2 separate regions of the Homo sapiens genome follow, and region 1 is linked to region 2. The links are chromatin loops, found by intact Hi-C in ENCODE. Cell type or tissue: mammary epithelial cell. All regions are shown on one strand.

Region 1 (8,000 bases), 300 kb before region 2:
GAACAGACAAGAGCCAGGGACGTTTTTTCAGGACTATGGTTCCCAGGCTTCAGCGGGCATCAGGATCACCTGCAGGGCTTGTTAAAGCACAGCTCACTGGCCCCAACCTCAGAGTTTCTGATTCAGTAGGTCTGGGGTGAGGTCTGAGTGTTGAGTTTCTATGAAGGTGAGATGCTGCAGTCCCCAAGAACCACTGCTTGAGAAAAGGAGAGGAAGAAAGCGATAATGTGTGGTCTTGTTCTCAAAGAGCTTTCATCTCTGTGAGCACTACATGAACAGTGCAATTCTAGAGAGCCAGATGGATGTCGATTGTGGGATCCCACGGAAGAACATCTCCCCAGCATGGGTGTGGAGGAGAGGGTCAGAGGAAGTGTATTAGTTCATTCTCACATTGCTATAAAGAAATACTTGAGACTGGGTAATTTATAAAGAAAATGGGTTTAATTGGCTCACCGTTCTGCAGGCTATACAGGAAGCATGGCTGGGGAGGCCTCAGGAAACATTCAATTATGGCAGAAGGTGAAGGAGAAGCAGGCACATCTTCACATGGTGAAGAAGGGAAAAGAGAAAGTGCACGAAGTAGGAGGTGTTACACACTTTCAAACAACAAGATCTTGTGAGAACTCTGTCACAAAACAACACTAGGAGACAGTGTTAAACCATTAGAAACCACCCCCATGATCCAACCATCTCCCACCACGTCTACCTCCAACTCTGGGGATCACAATTCAACATGAGATTTGGGTGGGGCCCACAGCCAAATCATATTGGGAAGCTCCTGGAAGAAGAAACTCTTGAATGAAGTTATACTAGTTAACTGGGACTTAACCAAGGGAGGGAGATCCCTGGAAAGAATGAGAAAAAGAGGATCTTCAAGACAGAGGACACAGCTTGAGCAAAGGCAAGGAGATAAGAAACGGCAAGACATGTTCAAGCAATTGGGGCTGAGAAATCCAAAATGAAGATGGTGTATGTAAAAACTGTGTCATGAATGGCTTTGTATTTCCTTTAGACTGAGAGGTTTGAACTTTATCCTGTGGAGCAGTGGTTTGTAAACATTTTTTAGTGCAGGAAGTTGGTCACAGACCTCTCTGAAAATCTGATCAAAGTTAATACTCACACAAACAGAACTAGGGTATACATTTCAGAGTGTTCACATATTTCCTGAAACCTATCCATGATCTTCAAATAAAGAATCCCTGCAGTTGGCCAGGTGTGGTGGGTCACACCTGTAATCCCAGCACCTTGGGAGGCCAAGGCAGGAGGATTACTTGAAGTCAGGAGTTTGAGACCACCCTGGGCAATATAGCAAGACCCCATCTCTACAAAAAAACAGAAATTTTTTGTAGAGTGTGATGTGGTGGTGGGTGCCTGTAGTCTCAGCTATTCGGGAGGCTGAGGCAGGAGGATTGCTTGATGAGCCCAGGATGTCAAGTCTGCAGAGAGTCATGATTGCACGATTGTATTCAGCCTGGGCAACACCGTGAGACTCTGTTTCAAAAAAGAAAAGACAAGAAAAGAATCCCTGCAGTGAATAATGGGTTTTAAGAGGGGAGGCAGCCTAATTGGATTTTTATTTTAGACGGCTCTCTTGGTGACTATGCAAATAATGGATTTGAGCAGGGGTAGTGGGCACAGAAAAGCTGAGGTCTATTAGTCTGAGTGAGAGATAGTAAGTGGTAACGCAGATGGGGGACCAGGTTAACACCTGTAGGCAAGGGTTAAGTTGGTGAGTGTCATGATCAGACTTACTTTTCAGCAAGGTCACTCTGCTCAATTCAAAAAGCATCAGTTGAGAGCTGAGCTCAGAGGCCTTCTTTGCATGGCTTGAATCTAGGCTGATGGGCAATGCAGGCCAGTCAAGCAAGAATGAACCTTCCCCACCCTCACCCCACATACTAGAATCTGCTGGTCATCAGTCAGTTGGGGCCCAGATATCTCATGCCTGTGAGGGCTGGAAGCCAAGGACGTGAAGGAAGGCAGCACTCTGACAAGCTGGGGAGAGGCCAAAAGGGCAGAGTGGGATGGTTAGTTCCTGGGAGGCAGCCGAGGTGTCATTCCTTCCAAAGCTTTCGCAATAGCCAGAGGAAGCAGACAGAGCTCAGATGATTATCTCCGTTGTACAGATGGGAAACTGAAGGCTAGGGAAGGTAAGGACTTGCCAAAAGATGTGTAAGAAACACCAGGGCAGAACTGGGACTAGAACCCCAAGAACATTTGACTCCTATGTCTGTGTCTTGCTTTAGGCCGGCCCTGGGGCAAATGCTGTCTTGCCCACTTCTGGTAGCTCTAAAATCCTGTAATTCTGTAATTTAAATTACTGAGTCCTAGCAAAAGGCTCTCCACCATTCCTTTGGGTTATTTTATCTGTATCTGCTGTTCTACCCCAAGATCTTATTCTCAACCACCTGTGAAGTTTGGAGCGAGCCATTTGGCCTTTCTGGCTTGAGTTTTCATTTCTAAAACAAGAGAGTTCCTCTAAATGCTCCCAAAATATTTTTCTTCTCTGAGTGGCAGTGGTTCAGCAATGGCTTCTGAGACCTTAAATTCTGCCCCAGCTTTGACATGATTACATGATTCTCAATAGCCCAACTCCTTTTGTATATAGGTACCAGGGAATAATAACAGTAATAATTAATGTCTTTTCTTCCTTCCCCATGGGCCAAGCACTGAACTAAGCACTTTGAAGCTTCAGAACAACTTTACAAGGTAATTGCTACTCTTGCCCCCATTTTACAGACGAGCAAACTAGAAAACACAGAGAGGTTATATTACTTAATGTAAGGCCATCAGCTAACCAGCGTTCATATCCAAGCAACCTGCCTCAGGATTCATGCTCCTTATCCCTAGGAGCTGAGGAGTGAGGGATTAAAAGTGCAGGGAAGGTATGAAAACAGCCAGGTAAGCTCTCTGTGACAAGAGGCTCACTACCCCTCAGTGGCATGTTCTATCATTAACCACTTTTTGCAGGTTGTGCTATGACATGGTACCTCTTACCACCTGCAGGGGGGCACAATTATGAGATGTTTCTAGTGACTTGTGGAAGGAATTGTCAGATTTGGCAAATAAAAGTACAGGACATCTGGTCACATTTGAATTTCAGATCAAGTTTGTGTGTCCCATGCAACATGTGGGACACACTTATTCCAAAAAAGTTTTATCATTTATCTGAAATTCAAATTTAACTGGGTATCCTATATCTTATCTGACAAATCTATTTCCAGTGCAACAGAATAAGGACAAGTGATGGTGATTTCTTTCCCTTTAGAAGACTTGAATGGGTGTGATTACTGCTTTGCTCAACTGGTGCAGAAGGTTGACATGAAAGGCTTGGCTGAATCAGTTTCAAGGGAATGGGGATGACCTCTCTTTGCTCATCTCTACTGGGAAGTCCTTTGAAGCCTCCAAAATCACCACTGAGGGAACCTGGAACAGCCCTCTAAACTGGAGCAGAACTCCCCGGAATGATCTGGAGAAGGCCTTGCTCACTGGCTGGCTGTGTCCTTGGCTTAGTTTCCAATGCCTGGCGCACAACTCAGAAGCTACCTTAAACAATAATCTCCCTCCTTCTCAACTTCACAAAGGATCTCCAGGGTCCTTCTAGGATGTTTGGGTCTCCAAGCACTAATTCCTGCTTCTTTCTGAAACTTAGTAACCTCTTCTGTGATAATCAGAGAAAAAAGAAGAAAAACCCATAGTAGATTTTCAATAGATATAACCCATTCACTCCCCTCAACCAACGCCGCCTTCTCACCATCAGATGTCATAGTAGTCATTCCCTTGGGTTTTCCTGCCGGTGAATATTACAGAGTCCTAGAAGAAGAATAACAAACCTCAAAGGATTGCCTGGTTTTAACAACATATTGTGAATTCCCAAAAAATTTCCCCCAGGAAATCTGTTTTGAAATATACGTGGGGTTACTCCACATCACAGACATCTGTGCTGAAGCTTGCTTTCCTCATGGCTGGCATCCCAGACAGACCCCTTGGCTGGAACAAACCTTCATCTCCTTGTCACAACCTGACCCCAATCCTTCCACCTCCCCCTCTTCCCCACAAAGTCACACCCCCATGCCCTGTGTGGAGTGGTTTCTATCAGCAGAGCATGTTTGAGCTCGCTGGGAAAGTGGCCTCTCACATGATTTTAATCTGCTTTGTCTTCCCTGATTACCAAGATGTCCCAGACCAAACTACATTTAGATGAAATGCATTTGGGTGGGTGTACTCTGCCTGCCTCAGCAGAAATATTGTAGCAGCCACCCAGCACATAGCTGAGACATGCACAAAATGCAGACCAGCATCTGAAAGCAAAGGGAACTTTTTAAGGTGTATTATACTAACATCCATAAATATGCACATTTATAGGCATCCTGATTAGGCCTCAGGCAAAGGCCATAGTATTTTTTTAAAAAGGAAAACTCAGTTAAAAAGGACTGAGAACAGAGCAAAACCAAACTCTTCTTGGGTTTTTTAGCTTTGTGGTGTGGATAGGAACTTCTCCTTCCTCCTTGCCCTTCCTTAAGTACAGTACATTTCACTGTGGGATTGTAAAGGACAGGGTCCCAGCTTTTTTTCTGAATAACTTCTTAATGGAAGCTGCTAAACTGACTTTATCAGCCAGACATGTCCTTGACTTTGTCACCTGGAGCCAGAATATCCTCATCACCATTATCTTCTTCATCCCATGGCTAAGAGTCATTGATCATTTATTTTGTGCCAGAAATTTTGCTACATATTCTGCATGATTTATCCAATTTAATTTCATAGTGATCTTCTATTAGAGGTGTAATTTTTTTTTTTTTGAGATAGAGTCTTGCTCTGTTGCCCAGGCTAGAGTGCAGTAATGGCTCACTGTAGCCTTGAATTCCTGGGCTCAAGCAATCCTCCTGTCTTGGCCTCCCAAAGTGCTCAAATTACAAATGTGAGCCACAGGGGCACCCCAGAGGTATAATTTTTAGTCCTCATTTTAAGAATGAGAAGATTGAGGTTTAACAAGATTAAGTGATATGCCCAGGGTCATATAGCTAATCAAGGGGAAAACTCGTATTCAAATTCCAGACTGTGCAACCCAAGGCTGGCACACTTAACAACAGTGCCTATTGCTCCCCAGGGATTGATAGCAAGGCAATTCTGGTAACTACTGGGCCAGGGAGATTAAAGAGACTCATCCTTTAAGGCTCCCACTCAAAACCTTCCTGTATGAGTAGAGTGGATCCATCCCTCCTGTTTTTACTTCTCTGGTCTAGGAAGTTATTTCTAAGAGTTTGAGCTGTTTTGAGGAGACAAGAGGACATAGTGGGGCGGGGAAAAACCCAAAAACTTTGATGTGAGACAGAGCTAGATTTATAGCATGGCCCAGAATCATATGAGTTATATGAAGTCAGAAAACTAAATCTTAGTTTCCTTACCTCTAAAACAGGCATAATTATATTTGCCTCATAGGATTAATATGATTATTAACTAGAAAAACATAGCCTCCTGCTATACTTCGAATGTTGGCGTGCCCTCCACCCCAAAAATTCATAGGTTGAAACTTAACTCCTAAGGTGATAGTATTAAGATGCAGGGCCTTTGGGAGGTGATAGGGTCATGACGACTCTGCTCTCATCAATGGGATTAATGGCCTCATAGAAAGAGGCTTGTTTTCCACCACCATGTGATGACCCAGTAAGAGGGTGCAATCTATGAAGTAGAGAGCGCTATGAAGCTCCCTATGAATCTATGAAGTGGAGAGCTCTCACCAGACATTGAATTGCTGACACCTTTATAAAGTCCGTGATCTGGGACTTTCCATTTGCTAGAACTGTGAGTAATGAATTTCTATTGTTTATAAATTACCTAGTCTAAGGTATTTTGTTATAGTAGCCAAATGGACTCAGACACCAGCATTCAGGGATCCAGTTTTTTTTTTTTTGAGTACCTATTATATACAGAGACCTTTAAGGCCTTGACAAATGTTCATTCTTATCTTTCAATGACAGGATTTCTAAATTACAGGCTTTATATCCCCAGGACCTAGCACAGAGCCTGGGAGATAATATGTGCTAATTAAATGTAGAGCATTTGATACTTTCATGAATTAATAAATGAATGCAATAAAAGCCCATCCAGTTTATCTTTCTGACCTCATGGACCACCACTCCCCTCCAGCTGCATATGACTAATTTGGTATTTAACATACAAGCCACGTCTTTCCAAATCTCAGCCTCGACGCAGGGCTCATATGATTCTCTGTGTCTTGAATGCCTGCCACACCCACTTTGTTGGCCTGGAAAACTACTTAGGAGTTTTACTTTATGAAAAATGCAGAGTGAGTCTGCTCCTACTCCGTATGTCAGCTCTTCAAGCAGTTGAAGTCAGTCCTCATGACTCCCTTCCTTGTTCTACAAATTAGTGCTGCCTTCCAAGTCGAATTTCCCTCCAATAATTGTTATTGGAAATGGTCTCTGAATCCCATACTATTTTGGACACTCCCTGCTTTTCCAGTTGCCTCCTATGCATTCATTCATTGACTATTTATTGAGCACCTACTAGTTGTCACATGAAACAGATTTTTTCACTAGACTATAAGCTTATGAGGTTTACATTCTGATGAGGGGAGCTGAACAACAAACAAAAATGTACTACATATGTCAGCTGTTGATGTGTCGTGGAGGAAAATTCAGTGGGGAGATGAGGAGGGAAGGAAAGGAGAGGATAGACAATTTATGTAGAGTGTGGTCAGGGGAATGACCACAGTTTGAGCAGGGGGATTAAATGAGGGAGCAAGCCATGTGGCTGTCTGAGGGAAGTGTGTTCCAGGTGAAGAAGAGAAGCAAGGTGCAAGTGCCCTTAGGCAAGAGCACTTTGGAGAGTCTGAGGCAGCACCAGGAGGCAGGAGAAGGAGCAATTGGAGATGAGCTCCAAGACAACTAGAGGCAGATCATGCAGGGCCTTGAGTCCGGTGGAAAGGACATTGCTTTAAATAAGATGGAAATCCAGTTCAGAGTTGATTTAAATCCCCTGAAAACTTCTCTCTGGGGCTCTGCAAAGTTGAGCTTTTAGAGGAACAATGATGGGAGCAGACAAAGCTGTGGGAGAGTGATTGCAATGACTGCAGCAAGAGGTGACGGTGCCAGAACCAAGGTGGCTATGCTGGAAATGTGGAAGATGCACACAAATTCTAGATGCACTTGGAAAGTGGAGTTCATTGCATTTGGTTTTCTGTTTGTATTTTTCCCCAGTTTTATGGAGGTATGTTTGACAAATAAAAATCGTATAAATCTAAGGTGTACACAGTGATGATGTGATGTATGTATTAATATATATCATGAAATGATTATTACAATCAAGGTAATTAACATATCCATCACTTCACGTAGTTACTGTTTGTGTGTGTGTGTGTGGTGAGAATACCTCAGATCTATCCTCTTAGCAAATTTCAAGTATGCAATGCAGTATCATCAACTGTAGTCACTGTGGTATTCATGAGATCCCCAGAACGTATTCATCTTATAACTAAATGTTTGTACCTTTTGACAAATGTCTCCCTATTTCCCTCACGCCCTTCAGGCCTTGGCAGTGATCATTCTTCTCACTACATCTAAGAGGTCAATTTTTTAGATTCCACATATAAGTGAGAACACATAATATCTGTCTTTATGTGTTTGATTCATTTCACTTAGCATATTATCCTCAACATTTATCCATGTTGTCACAAATAGCAGGATTTCCTTCTTTCTATGGCTTAGTAACATCGCATTGTATAAATTTGTATAGCATGTCTTTTTTTAATCCATCATCTATTGACAGACATTAAGGTTGTTTCCGTATCTTGGCTCTTGTGAATAATGCTGGAATGAATGTGGAAGTGCAGATACCTCTTTGAGATAGTGATTTTATTTCCTTTAGATATATACCTAGAATGAGATGGCTGCATCATATGCTAATTCTATTTTTAATTTTTTGAGGAACCTCTATACTCTTTTCTATAGTGGCTATACCAATTTGCATTCCCATCA
Region 2 (8,000 bases):
AGATCGCACCACTGCACTCCAGCCTGGGTGACAGAGTGAGACTCCATCTCAAAAAAAAAAAAAAAAGAATTCTTGAGTTTAAATCCCAGCTCTGCCACTTACACACTGTGAGATCTTAGGCAAGTCCACTTGGGTCTTGTAATTCTTATTCCATTCATATGTAAAAAGTACAATAACAATAATAATAAAACTAATAACCTGCCTTACAGGTTGATAAACATATGTAACACCTGGTTTTCATTGGGTCCTAATTATTTACTAGATTATTTACATGCATTATTTACAAGCATTATTTCATTTAATTCTTCTAACAACCACATAATGCATATATTCTATCATTTCTATCTCACAGATGAGAAAACTGAGGTTTAGAGAGATGAAAGCATTTGCCTAAGTGTCAGAGCTAAAAGAAAAATCAACAGAGTCGGCCGGGCACGGTGGCTTAGCCCTGTAATCTCAGCACTTTGGTAGGCCAAGGCGGGTGTATCACCTGAGGTCAGGAATTCAAGACCAGCCTGGCCAACATGGTGAAACCCCATCTCTACTAAAAATACAAAAATTAGCTGGGCGTGGCAGCAGGCACCTGTAATCCCAGCTACTCAGGAGGCTGAGGCAGGAGAATCGCTTGAACCCCAGAGGAGGAGGTTGCAGTGACCCTAGATCGCGCCTTTGCATTCCAGCGTGGGAGACAGAGGGAGTCTCCATCTCAAAAAAAAAAAAAAAAAAAAATCAATAGAGTCTAACTGATTACTTTCTAATGCCAGACCACAGTTGTCAGAATTACATGAGCTGGCACATATTATACCGAACTTAACAGAGGGTCTGGCACATAATAGGGACTCAGTAAATTCTAGTTCTCTTCTACTCATCGTGCTTGCCACTTCAATTTTCTATTGAATAAAAACTCCAGTTAACCAACATTCATCTTTACATGTTGTGCCCCGGTGTCGCCTTCATCCTCAGGCTGGTCACAAGATGGCGGCAGCAGTTCCACATGTCAAATCAAAACACCACACAATGGTCTTCTTCCTCTTTTTCAAGAGCAAGAAAACTTTTCCTAGAGGCCTCCTTTCACATCTTATATAACGGAGTTCGGTCCACAGTCTCGTTCCTAAACCAATCACTGACAAAAGAGGATTGACTGAATAACTGTTGGGCCAATCAGATTCACCCCTGGAGGTGGTCAGCTTCCAAAATCTGCCTTCTGCTTAGATGGAAAAAGGAGCTAACAGATGCCGGTTAGGCTACCAACTGTCTCCCCTACACCCCTATTTTCCTGAAAAAGAAATAGAAGGTCAGAGGAATTTCATTAATATGTCCAGACTCAAAGGGCAGGAGTGGGGTTGCAGCAAAGGAAGCGTGTGGCCAACGTGGCTCCTAGGAAAGCAAACGGCTTTAGGCTGTGTCATGGTAGGAAGAGGATTTATGACAGTGGTTCCCAGCTGTGCTGCACTAATGACCAGACACCACCCCTGGGGATTCTGATTTACTTGTTCTAGGAGGAGCCTGGGCACCAAGGATTTTAAACGCTGCCCAGGATATTTTAATGTGCAGCCGAGATATGCAGCACAGGCTTAGGTGGAGAGCTGTTGGAATGTGGAGGCCTCAGGGCCAAAGGCACAGAGTCTCCACAGGATAACAAGAAGCCTGTCTCCTTTTTCTCCCCAATAATTGCTGCCATTTATTTAGGATCCTCATGTTTCAGGCATAGCTGTACCCCCAAACATTCTACATCTAGTAGGCAGTCAATAAGCAAATGAATCACAAATGCTTTTCTTATCGAATAGAAAATTTTTACACAAGCTCCACAAAGTAATAATGCTTCCACTTTACAGATGAGGAAACCAAGGCCCAGAATTTTTTTTTTTTTTTTTTGAGGCAGAGTCTCGCTCAGTCGCCCAGGCTGGAGTGCAGTGGCTCGATCTCCGCTCACTGCAAGCTCCGCCTCCTGTGTTCACGCCATTCTCCTGCCTCAGCCTCCCGAGTAGCTGGGACTACAGGCCCCCGCCACCACGCCCAGCTAATTTTTTTTTGTATTTTTTTAGTAGAGACGGGGTTTCATTTCACCGTGTTAGCCAGGATGGTCTCGATTTCCTGACCTCGTGATCCACCCTCCTCAGCCTCCCAAAGTGCTGGGATTACAGGCGTGAGCCACCACGCCCGGCTGGCCCAGAAATTTTAAGAAAGTAAGTCTCTCTGACTGTGCTCTCCAAGTTCTGTCCATCAGCCCAAGAAATCAGGATCTGAGAAGCAAAACTAGCCCTAGGAAAGCAGGAGTAGCCAAGAAAAAGGCCCTAGAAGAACTAGTAGAGGGCCCCCTCTCCCCTTCTTTCTGTTCCCCGACCCCACCCCCCACTCCCAACCACCACCACCACCAAAGCCTCTCCTTGCATTTTACACTGTCTGGGACCTCTTTGTGGCCCTCCCACCTGCCTGGGAACACTGGCCTCTTAGGGTAAAGGAGGAAAGGACTGAAGCTTTCTGACAGAGGCACAGGCAGGAGTCAGGATCAATTCTTAATTTTGAGAAACCCCAGAGGTGGGAAAGGACCGTGACCCCGTAGGTTGGGAGGCCTGGGAATGAGACCTGGTCTCAGCGCCTCACTTGTGGTGTGACCTTGAGCAAGGCCCTTCCTATTTCTGGCCTCCAGTGTCTTCATCTGTAACATGAAGAAGTTGGACCAGAATCTACAGGTCATAAACTCAAGTGCTTTTAGGTCCAGGTAATTGATGTATACTAATGGGGCAGCCTGGATGAGAAGTCACTGTTGGGGAACTAGTGTGCATATGTCCTGTCCACAAGGGTGTAAATTTATTGAATCCCAGCCAGTTGTCACCATAGAGGCATGTTGGCTCAGCATTGTGAAAGCTTCAGATTTATTTTTTTTTTAATATGCTAAGAAATCTATATGTTGTGTGCACCCTCCTGGTTAATGTTAGTCTGATAACAATAATAATAAACTTCTGCAAGGCAAACAAAATATGAATGTGGGCTGAATTTCACCTGCAGGCAGTTTCTTTGTGATCTGCAGGCTAAGTGATCTGTAAGGCCCTAACTCTCATATTCTGTGATTTCTAAATAAGGAGATACCTGACCGTATATGGCAGAGGGCAAAAATCAGCATTTCTGCACTAACTGAAAATTCTTTTCATGAAGTAAACCCAAACGGCATTGTCCTCATTAATAATTCTTAATACTTGGGTCTGAATTTATTTATGAGGCTCTGCAAAAATTACCTCAAAATCTGAGGATCACAGTTTAGAAAACTAAGGCACCCTCTTTATAGAGAAATAGTGCCCTCTGCTGGAAGAGTGTTACAGGAAACACCTTTGGCGTTGAGTTAATTTAATACTTGGAAAGAGTGGATTTGTTTGTTTCCACTTGAAATAGATTTAATGAAGAATAATAAATAAAATAGAAAAGCATATTTATGAATGGTTTGATGCATGTTAGGCAGAAATTGGGCTTTCATGTATCCATTTGGGAGTAATTACTCTTAATCTATTAAAAAAATGTCCAAGATTAGAGAAAGGAAGAAAACATTTGTTACATTAACTGACAGCAATCTGGAATGGCAGACACAGACACAGAGAGGAAATTGAAATCTATGTCTCCAGACTTTGCTCTGGAAAATCGGAGCCTTTATAATAATGTATTGCAAGTTTATAGGCTTTATCAGTTACTTTCACTGCAACCTTTTAATAAATCTTCCCAGTGACTATCCAAGACAGATATTATTATTATCTCCATTTGACAGATAAAATAAATGAAGCCCAGAGAGTTTGAGTGACGAGCTGGAGATTCCTGCACAATGAAATGCCAGAAATAAGCTTAGGTAATTTCTCTATTTGTAAAAAATGGATAAAAACAGTACTCTACTTGCAACAAGCGTTAACTGAGAACATATTTGTGAGACATTTAGCACAGTGTTTAGCCCAGAGTGAACCTGGGACTCCATAGTAGCTACTGCTACCAGCCCAATGCCCATATCCAGGTCTTTTGACTCCTTACCCTTGCCTTTGCCACAACATTGGGCAGAGTCTTGAATGGTCAAAAAGGAACACCATGCTGCTGGGATTGATAGCAGTGGCCCCAACCCCTAAAAATATAGTCCAGATTTTTTAACCATTAGTGGCTTTGATAATGGCTCTTAAGATCTTGAGTTGCCTCATTAAAATAGGTTGTTCTAAATAAGGGAAGTTATGGTTCCTGTGAATCGTGCACCCCACACCACACCAGGACTATTGTGTAAGTTCCTGAAATCCACATTTAACACGGACATGCTGGGGAATATCTAAAACAAGTGCTGACAGGTCCAGGAGCCACATCAGAACTGTTGAAGGAACTGGGGATATTTGGCCAGGAGAGGAGAAGACTCAGGAGTGAATTTATTCTCTCACTCTTTCACTTGTTCATTCATCCTACAACATGTCCTAAGTGCTTACTCTGTACGTGGCACCATATTGAGTGCTGAGGATACAGCAAAACAGACCTAAGGGCTGGTCTCATGAAACCTAATCTAGTGAGGTCAGAATAGTAGGGGTTGTCACGTGCAAAGTTAGCTTTGTTCTGGGTGAGTCCATATAGCCGGACCGGGGCCATCTGAAAAGTAGATTTGGGCAGAACTTTTAAACTGGCTGGAGGGATCTGGCTCAACTGTGAGGACTACTTATTGCTGAGAGCATGCAAGATGAGTCTAGGAACCTGTGGAAGCTTTAGAAGGAATTCAAGGTGGGGTGGAGTGGGTGGGATTTGGCCGTCTTAGTTTCCTCGCAGCCTAGACACTGTGGATGCATCGGCTTTGCCCACTCCGCTCTGGGAAGCCCTCTGAAGCTGCGACTTGTGCTTTCACTCTGAGACGGGAATCACAAGGACCTAATGCCCCTTGGTCTTTGGCTTCCTTTCTTAAGCCTTTGTCTTCTTGGTGGTTTGGTGATACTGTGGCCTTTTCTCTTCTGGTCACAGCTAAACAGTGTCCCATAACCACAGAACATAAAGGAATTGGCAGCAAAAATCTTTAGGACAGGACATGGATTTTTCAAAAATACATAAAAAATAAATTCATCTTCATTATCAATAAACTAGGTGCAAAAATTAATCAATAGGAATGAGAGGGGAAAATCACCTAAAGATAACAACTGCCCACAATATTTCCTTCCATTTTTTTCCTTCTGTTTAGGATTTTATTTTTTTTATTTATTCATTTTATTTATTTATTTTTGAGACAGAGTCTCGTCGCTCTGCCACCCAGGCTGGAGTGCAGTGCTGCAATCTTAGCTCACTGCAACCTCCACCTCCCAGATTCAAGCAATTCTCCTGCCTCAGCCTCCCGAGTAGCTGGGATTACAGGCACGCCCCCACGCCCGACTCATTTTTGTGTTTTTAGTAGAGACAGGGTTTCACCATGTTGGCCAGGCTGGTCTCAAACTCCTGATCTCGTGATCCTCCTGCTTCGGCCACCCAAAGTGCTGGGATTACAGGCATGAGCCACTGTGCTCAGCCTATTTTATTTTTTAAGTGCATATGATCACACCAAATCCTACTATTTCACTTAGGATTATTCACACAAAATATTTCTGTAAAGTGACAAGTTCTTCATTACAATCTTATATAATTAGGTTGGTGCAAAAGCAATTGTGATCTTTGCCATTATTTTTAATATTTATTCATTTAATAGTCATTTATTTAATATGCATTTATGTAAAGTATTTGCTAATACTTTTAATAAATTATGTAATTATGTTATTATATAATATTGTTTTGAGTTAATACACCATAGTTTACTTGTCCATTCTCCTATCATTGGCCATTTCCAATTTTTGATATTATAAACCATGCCCAGATCTAAGACATTCTATGACTATCTGAAATGTGAAGAAATATTTGTGTACAAAGAAGTTTGTTGTGGTTTTTCATTTCCTATTGTCTCTCCTCTTCCCCACCCCTCGCACATAACAAACATATATACACCCCTAACTACTTGCTCTTTGCTGAACAAGCCAAAGTCTCCAGACATGGCCCATGCTGTTCCCTTTTCTAGAATACCCACGACCCACTACCCTTCATAACACACTTACTCATTCTTTAAGATCAAGCTCAAATGTCATCTGCTTTGCAAAGCCTCCTTCACAGCTCCCTAAGGTCCCTTTTCTCCGTTCCACCACGCTTCTGTCTTAACACTCTGTTGACTGAGTAAATGAGATGTTTGATCAGCTACTTAGAAAGTTAATTAATTGTCACACTGCTGGCCAATTTCTATAAGGGAAGTGGCCTAGCATCAAGCCAGAGAAGTCTCTCACATTTGTATGCATGTGTGTGTGCAAAAGCATTCTTCCTTCCTATCTATTCTGGATTAACTGGGTGTGTTCTTATGAGATGCTGACACTGCAGTGTGGTGAAAGGATCCTTGGTCTTTTCCCGGTTTGAATCCTTCCTCCCACTTTCTTCCAACACACCCTGAAGAAAAACCATGTATCAGACACAAAGTTGGGCTCTGGAAGTGCAAAAGCAAACAAGATGTGGTCTCTGCTCTTAAGAAACCTAGAGTTTAGTGGAGAAAACAAATGCATAGATGTAAAAATGCATAGAATCTGCATAGGTACTATTATAGAAATCCATATGGGCTATGGTTTTGGGAAAATAAAGAAGGAAATGGCTCTGTGGGGAGGGAGAAGATTGGCATTGGGTGAAGAGCGAGAAGAACTAACGTCGATTTGAAGATCAATAGATGTTCCCTGAGTGGACCAAAAAAGAAAGTGCATATGCAACCAGATAGAGCACAAAGAGATCTGCTTCTAGATCTGACCTAGGTTCCCACTACTGATGGATGATATGAGGCTTAAATTAAACAAGATAACATGTGTGAAGTGCTTTGTGCCATGACTGGGCCTCAGCATGAGCCTAGCATAGGGCAACTGTGCCAGATTGTCTCTTGCAACTCAGTACCATTTTTGCCCTTAGAAACCTAATAACTAAGTCTTGCAAAATCCCTATTCCCAGAATATGTTAGTTTGCTAGGGCTGCCATAACAGAGTGCCACAAACTGGGTGGCTTAAACAATAGAAACTTATTGTCTCACAGTCCTGTAGGCTGAAAATCCAAGATCAAGGTGTTGAAAGCGGTGGTTTCTGAAGTCTCTCCTTGACTTGTGGATGGTCATCTCATCTCCATGTCTTCATGTGGTCTTCTCTCTGTGCCTATCTGTGTCCTAAACTCCTCTTTTTATAAGGACATCAGTCATATTAGAGTAGGGCCCACCCACATAACCTCATTTTACCTTAACCCCTTTTTAAAAAGATTAAGGTAAATCTGCAAATACAATCACATTCTAAGGTACTGGGGGGTATGAACTTCAACATGTGAACTTGAGGGGACACCATTCAGCCCATATCACAAAGTTTCAGGGCTTAGAGCCATACATGCAATATTTGAAAGGCAAAAGAGACTCAAAAGCCAGTATTTTGGTTTTCAGCTGGTGGCAGATGTGAAGTTTTTCTGGAGCTGTACCTTCCAGCCACGCTCTTGAACATAACCCATTTAGCTGCTGCAGACAGCCCAAAGCATTAGCAGCAGCTTCCTGCCATGGCTGCGCTTCCTGACGTCCTGAACACTGGCAGTTGGCTCGCCTAACCTTTGTTCTGCCGGTTCTTCTAATGGTTTTGTAAGCTTCTAATTTCCTGTATAAAATTTATTCCTGTTTGAGATACCTACAGTGGTTTTCATTTTTTACTAAACCTTGGAGACTATAGTAGTTATTATTACTATTTTCTTTTTTTGAGATGGAGTTTCGCTCTTGTTGCCCAGGCTGGAGTGCAATAGTGCGATCTCAGCTCACTGCAACTTCCACCTCCTGGGTTCAAGCAATTCTCCTGCCTCAGCCTCCCAAGTAGCTAGGATTACTGGCATGTGCCACCATGCACGGCTAATTTTGTATTTTTAGTAGAGATGGGGTTTTTCCATGTTGGTCAGGCTGGTCTCGAACTCCTGACCTCAGGTGATCC

What was found. Hi-C counts contacts between places; a loop is a spot of excess contacts. Peaks named below come from ENCODE experiments on the same cell type or tissue, not always from the same donor. Only the 100,000 strongest peaks of a DNase experiment are listed, where the experiment ranks them.
Region 1: a loop joins it to region 2, with 15 times the contacts of the local background. A loop is called at or near these places in 3 of 110 quality-filtered maps.

What each region holds. Positions count from the first base shown.
Region 1 is chr1:59,037,985-59,045,984 of GRCh38, reverse strand. The region is part of intron 2 of LINC01358 (long intergenic non-protein coding RNA 1358); the gene reads right to left. Among named protein-coding and RNA genes, the nearest start is that of LINC01358, 22 kb to the right of the region's middle. RefSeq lists an enhancer at 281-330. In mammary epithelial cell, a CTCF peak has its summit at 3,740; a DNase peak (open chromatin) is centred at 2,034; H3K27ac peaks cover 221 bases.
Region 2 is chr1:58,735,346-58,743,345 of GRCh38, reverse strand. The region is part of intron 5 of LOC112268263 (a long non-coding RNA gene); the gene reads right to left. Among named protein-coding and RNA genes, the nearest start is that of MYSM1, 39 kb to the right of the region's middle. In mammary epithelial cell, a CTCF peak has its summit at 3,297 (motif pointing left); a DNase peak (open chromatin) is centred at 4,305; H3K27ac peaks cover 822 bases.